Regions from separate parts of the Mus musculus genome. Here region 1 is linked to region 2. The links are chromatin contacts, found by Hi-C or POLR2A ChIA-PET in ENCODE. All regions are on one chromosome and are shown on one strand. Each heading gives the region's core, a stretch centred on a gene start or an enhancer-like site at or near the end of the contact. The rest is flanking DNA. Distances are from core to core; before and after follow the strand shown.

Region 1 (3,083 bases), core at 156-2,655, 70 kb after region 2:
TAGGGATGCGGGGTGGGGGTGGGGTAAAGTGGTAGGGTGGGGCTTGTAAAGGCACCTTAGCCTCCTGTTTGGACCATTTCTATCGTGGTTTCAACCAGGGAAGTGAAGACATCCCTTGGTCTTGAGGGAGGAGGGTGAATCTGCCTCTTGTCATATATAAGGGACTTTCTTGGTCTTCCCAGGCTGGAGAGAAGGAGTTTATGGGGGTGAATGAAGAGACATGGGGTTCAAGTACTAGGAGGTGATGCTAAAGAGCCAGGAGTTAGAGGGAAGAAGACAGGAGTTTGGCTTCATAGAAGGAAATTATTTACAAGGGAAGTTAACTCTAAACCTGGTGGAGAGTCAGCCCAGGTTCTTCCAAATCAAATGGAAGGGAGCTAGGACCCCAGATGAAAGGGAGTCACTTGGAGGGTGCACAGCCTGGAATCTCCGAGACACCGACTTCTCTCTCCACTTCATTGGGGACCCTGCCAGCGGGCAAGTGTTTGGAATCAGTTTCCCCCCACTCCAGACAGTCCGAAAGGGGCTGGAAGTGAGACAGGAGGAGGTGCCCACAGAAGGCCGGGGAGGTGACAACTTGGGAAACCTGGCTCGAGGCTGGGCATTCTCTCAGCTGACCATAGGGGTCCCAGGTGTGGAGAAAAGGGGTTTAGGGGAGTTACAAGGCACACTTAATTTGGACAGCAAGGGCCGAGGAGGGGCAAACAAAACTGGGAAAGATTCTACTAGTGTTGCTGATAAATGCTCCCCACTCGGGACGCAAGGCACTACGAGGGCTCCCCAAATTGGACGTGGGAAACTAGGAATGGACTGGAGACTGTCGTCAAGGCAGTCTAAATTAGGTTCAGGAGAAACTGGGGGTCTCCAAGGGCAACTCCTCGCTCGGACTGGGAGAGGTTTCTTACCAGTTGGAAGGTGTTGGGGGGCACTGAGCTATCTCCAACCCGACCCAGGAAGATTGGGGGCACCTTCTAAATTCTCAATAGCGAGGACCAGGGAGGAAGGACTAGGGAGGGTTCCCCCATCCGAAGCCGAGCTACCTTGAACGCACCGGGAAGCGCTTCATCCCGGGAGGGCGTTCCCCACGGCTGGGCCCCCGCGCCGCTGTGGGTGAGGGGTGCGGCCGCGCCCCAGGCCCGAGCCCGCACCAGGAATCAGGGGAGCTCGCTCACCCCCCGGACACACAGGAACCCCGAGGGAAGTGGGGAGGGGGGTCCCAGCGCCGCCGCCTCCGCGGGCGCCCGGGCGCGCGCCGGGCTTTATGCGCGCAGGGCGGCGGGGGGAGGAGCCGGCAGGTCGGCCCCCGGCGGGCCCTCCCCTTGGCCGTCCCCGCCCGCCCGCCCGAGCGGGGTCGGGGGAGGGGGCAGCATGGCCTGTCCGTCCGGCCCCCTTCGCCGCGCTCCTCATCTGCCCCGCGCCGAGCGCCGCCGCCGCCGCCGCCGCCGCCGCTCCGCTGCCCGCGCCGCCCGCGGCTCCCGATGGAGACTGACGCGCCCCAGCCCGGCCTCGCCTCCCCGGACTCGCCGCACGACCCCTGGTACGGTCCGGCCCGGCCCGGCCCAGCCTGCCCAGCCCGCGTCCGCCCCGGCCCCGCCAACATGGCCGATCCGGGTCGGGCCGGGGCCTCCCCGGGGCTCGGGCCCGCGCCCCCTGCTCCCTGGCGCCCGGCGCTCACGCGGGCCCTTTGTGTCTCTGCTCCTCCCGCAGCAAGATGTTCATCGGAGGACTCAGTTGGCAGACCACGCAGGGTGAGCCAGCCCAGGGATCGCCCGCCGGCCCCCGCACCGCCACCCTGCACCCCTTGCGGCACCCCAAGCCCGGACGCCCCTGCCCGGCCCCGCGCCCCGCTGACCCCGGGCGCCCTCGTGCCCTCTTCCGCGCCCCGCCCCGGGGACCCCGAGAGCGCAGCACGCTCGGCGAGCGCGCACGGCCCGGCGCGGGTTGGGGAGCAGTTGTGGGGGGTGGGGGGCGGGTTGAGGGGGCATCGGGGGGGGCGGGCTGGGCCCCCGGGACCCGCCAGCGGCAGCTCCAACTCCGCTCGCACCTGCGGCTCAAACTTTTGTTGAGGCTGCTCCCGGAGCGGCGGGAACCCAACCTGAGCGGTCCCCTACTCCAGCCCGGCCCCGGCCCTTGCCTTGCCGAGGCCCCGGTGGGCGCCAGGAAGGCTCTGCGGGACCCCCCTCCCCAATCCCCGGCGAGGGCAGGGGTGGGGGGGCCGGCCGCGGAGAGTGCGCGCGGGCAGCTCGGCGCGGGGGCGGCGGGGCCGCGCCGGGGTCACCAGGGGCAAAGGACGGGGGAGGAGGGGGAAGGGCTCCGGGCCTGGGCTGGTCCGAAGGCGAGTGTGTGGTTACAGAAGGGCTGCGCGAATACTTCGGCCAGTTCGGGGAGGTGAAAGAGTGTCTGGTGATGCGGGACCCCCTGACCAAAAGATCCAGGTGAGTCCCGGAGACCTCTCCTGCCACCGCGCTCGCCCCTCCCGCCGAGGCCACTCGCTGTCCTTGTAACCATCTGCCTCTCCCTCACTACCGGCGCAGGGGTTTCGGCTTCGTCACTTTCATGGACCAGGCGGGGGTGGATAAAGTGCTGGCGCAATCGCGGCACGAGCTCGACTCCAAAACAGTGAGTGACCCTCGGGGTTTCGGGGGTCCTTTGGGAGAGGGAGGCTGCCGGAGGAGAGCGATCCGGGAACTCTCTCTCGTGGGGACAGTTGCATGGAGTTTGCAGAGTGAGAAAGCTGTCATGCCCTGAAAGTTTGTCAGTGGAGTTAGGGACAGAGGGAGGAAAGGAAAAAAAAAAATCTCAGGCCTGGGATAAGATGCCACACGCCCCACCTCCAGTGTTGGTGAGGGACGCAGCAACTACTACTCTTTCTCTGTGAGTACTAATCTTGGTACTTCTGGCTTTGGGGTGGAGCCGGGCCCCTATCCTACCCCCAGATTGAATGAGTCAGGGCTACAGTTACCCACGGTGGCTTCTCTGAAATCTAACTACTATTTGACTCTGTGACACCCCCTTTTCCATTCCAGACCAATGGCAAAGCATCACAGAGCCCTCCCGCTCCCCCCCCCCCTTCTCCTTCCCGG
Region 2 (3,121 bases), core at 1-2,500:
AAAGATCCAAGGCTGTTCAGCTGCTACCGGGATTTCTGTCGCTCTTGTCAGTTCCATAGACTGTAAGTCACATGAGGACAAGAACCCTTTGGGCAGAGTTAAATCAGTCAAAGGACTGGGTAGGGGGTGGGTGTCCAGCACCTGCAGTACCGCTCGCTCCCAGTGGGTGGCAGGCTCCTCCTAGGCGGGCGCCGCCCAAAAGCCTGGGCCAGGGAAGTCCTGCCTTCGACCTTCAACGTGGCTGGTCTCCTCTCAGGTTCCTGGAAGGAGATGGAGGGAGGTGAAACCTGAGAAAGGAATACAGGGAGAGAGGTCGGCTCAACCCCGGGGGCTCTTTCTTCCGGCCTTCTTCTGAGGCTTCTCATCTTCCTCACATTGGTACAAGAAATCTTCAAGGTAGGCATGGTGGTGCTCCCCCCACCCCCACCCCCATTATCCCAGCACCAGGGAAACTAAGGCAGGAGAATGAAGAATTCCAGGCCAAAACACATGCCTTTCATCCCAGAACTGGGGAGGCAGAGACAGGAGAATCTCTGTCAGTTTGAAGCCAGCAGGGTCTGTCACTATGTATAGTGAATCCCTGGGTGCGTGAGGGATGGGAGTCTTCAGTTATTCTAGTCAGGCCTGTTATTCCAACGACTCTATATTCTGGAACAAAAAGATCACAAGTTCAAGGCCAGCTCCAGGCTGTAGATTGAGTGCCAGGCTAGTGTGGGCAACTTGGTAAGATCTGTCTCAAAACAGGAAATAAACGCTAGGCATGTACTTTTAAACGCAGCAATAGAAGACAGAGGCAGAAAGGACATTGCAAACTCAGGGCCAGCTGGGGCTTCGTGGTAAGAACCCGTATCAAAAACAAGACATGGACAAATTACGATTAAGAAGGCTGGGGATGTAGCTCAGCAGTCTGGCAATTGCCTAGCATGCCTGAGGCCCTGGGTTCAATCTCCAGCACCGCAAAAAAAAAAATTTTTAAGTAACAATCAAACAAATAAATAAGTTAGAAAAGAAAAGGAGAAAGGAATTGGGACAAAGCAAAGTGCTTACCTAACTGCACAAGGCCTGCGCTCTGTCTGTCCCTAGCACTGTGATAAAAACAGCTGTGGTAATAAATGCCTGTTATCCCAATATTCAGGAGGCGGGGGCAGGAGAATCAGGGGCTCAAGGTCATTACGTAGCAAAACCAAGGCCAGCCTGGGCTACAGGAGATCCAGTCAGAGAGCTCTGAGAATCCTCATTTCCTGTAGGAGTGGGAGTAGATAAGAAATACGAAGAAAAGTCCCATCCCTCCCCCAGGAACTGGGCACAGAGCAGAAGGCAGGAACCTTTCCTGAAAATCTGCATAACTCAGAACTCACCTGACAGTTGATTTACTGCCCTGCTTGGTATTCCCTTTGATCTTCAGGTGGTGGTGAGTTGTCTGAAGTGGGGGGCAGGGACACACACACACACACACACACACACACACACACACACACTCACTCACTCGGGTTCTCTAACAGAGCTGCAGGCCCTGAGCCACCTCCTCAGCTTTTGGTTTGTTTGCTGCTTCATTGGTTGGTTGGTTGTTCTTTTCTTTTTAATGACTTCTTTGTTTTTATTTCGCGGGAACTGGTGTTCTGCCTAAGTGTGTGTCTGTGTGAGGGCGTTGGATGCTGTGGAGTTGCAGGCAGTTGTGAGCTGCGATGCGGGTGCTGGGGATTGAACCCTGGTCCTTTGGAAGAACAGCCAGGGCTCTAACCACTGAGCAGTCGCCCCAGCCCTGTTTGTTTTTAAGTAAGGGTCTCACTATATAGCTCAGGCTGGCCTTAAATTCCCACCCTTTTGCCCTAGCCTCCTGAGTCTCTCCCTCCTCCTCCTCCTCTTCCTCCTCCTCTTCCTCTTCCTCCTCTTCCACCTAGTTTTTTTCCTAACTTTTATTTACCATCTCTGGTAAGAAATCGAGAGAGCAAGAGAGTGAGAGAGCAAGCAAGAGAGTTCAGTAGTCAGTGCAAGCGGAGATCAGAGGACAGCTTTCAGGAGTTGGTTGTCTCTCGCACCACGTGGGTCTTAGGGAACTGAACTAAGATTTTTAGGCTTCATGTTTTTGTTGTTTTTGTTTTTTGGTTTTTTTTTTGTTTTTTCTTTCTTTTTTTTTTTTTTTTTTTTTTTGGTTTTTTGATACAGGGTTTCTCTGTATAGCCCTGGCTGTCCTGGAGCTCACTTTGTAGACCAGGCTGGCCTTGAACTCAGAAATCCGCCTGCCTCTGCCTCCGGAGTGCTGGGATTAAAGGCGTGCGCCACCACGCCCGGCTTAGGCTTCATGTTTAGTGCCTTAATCAATGACTCACCTCTCACCTCACCCCTCTGTCTTCTTTAATAACCGCAGGTCAGGGATCTGGGCAGTAGCTCAGCTAATAAAGTGCTTGCCTTACAAGCATTCAGACCCCAGGTTCAATTCCTAGAACCCATGTGGAGAAAATTAAAATAAAATAATATAATATAATAAAAAAAGAAAGAGAAGGAGGAAAAGTGAAAATCCCAGCACTTGGGAAATGAGACCAGAGGACTCCTAGGGCTCGACAGCCACTGTAGCCTAGTTGGTGAGGTTCGTGAGATTCAGGCCTGCCAAAGAAAAAGCTCCAGTCTTTAAAGAACAATACCCAAGGTTATTCTCAGGCTTCTACCTACACGCGCGCACATATACACACACGCCTGTGCACCTGCACACACACATCTGTGTAATCCCTCCACCTGTTCACCTGCATATACCTGTGCATCCTCACACACCCGCACATGCACACTAATTGTAGATAAGACAGTATATAGTTAAAATTAAGAAAAGAAAGACAGGGCCGGGCAGTGGTGGCACATGCCTTTAATTCCAGCACTTAGGCAGAGGCAGGCAGATTTCTGAGTTCAAGGCCAGCCTGGTCTACAGTGAGTTCCAGGACAGCCAGGGCTACACAGAAAAAACCTGTCTAGAAAACAAACAAACAAGTTTGAGGCCATCTCCAGTTACAGGAGACCCTGCCTCAAAACAAACAAAAACAAAAACAAAACAAAATCCAAACCAAACCTAGCAATCAAAACCTTAGAGATAGGAGGGGGGCTAGAGAGATGGCTCAGTGGTTATTCCCAG

Evidence for each region. Hi-C counts contacts between places; a loop is a spot of excess contacts on that map. ChIA-PET counts read pairs that join two places held with the same protein, here RNA polymerase II (POLR2A).
Region 1: a loop to region 2 is called in a map of left cerebral cortex, with 3 times the contacts of the local background. The contact joins the promoter of Msi1 here to the promoter of 4930401G09Rik in region 2. A Hi-C loop is called at or near these places in 3 of 37 maps with a recorded cell type or tissue (T-helper 17 cell and left cerebral cortex). POLR2A ChIA-PET finds 5 or more read pairs at or near these places in 3 of 5 experiments (Patski and embryonic stem cell).

Annotation. Positions count from the first base shown.
Region 1 is chr5:115,428,270-115,431,352 of GRCm38, forward strand. Msi1 (musashi RNA-binding protein 1) reads left to right here and starts at 1,406. Exons shown (of 15, transcript NM_008629.2): 1 at 1,406-1,537; 2 at 1,708-1,748; 3 at 2,354-2,435; 4 at 2,535-2,619. The coding sequence starts at 1,479. It overlaps A930005G22Rik (RIKEN cDNA A930005G22 gene), which reads right to left and starts at 1,235. Exons shown (of 2, transcript NR_168295.1): 1 at 1,041-1,235.
Region 2 is chr5:115,358,873-115,361,993 of GRCm38, forward strand. 4930401G09Rik (RIKEN cDNA 4930401G09 gene) reads right to left here and starts at 1,251. Exons shown (of 2, transcript NR_163911.1): 1 at 1,048-1,251; 2 at 1-260. It also overlaps a transcript of Msi1 not described here.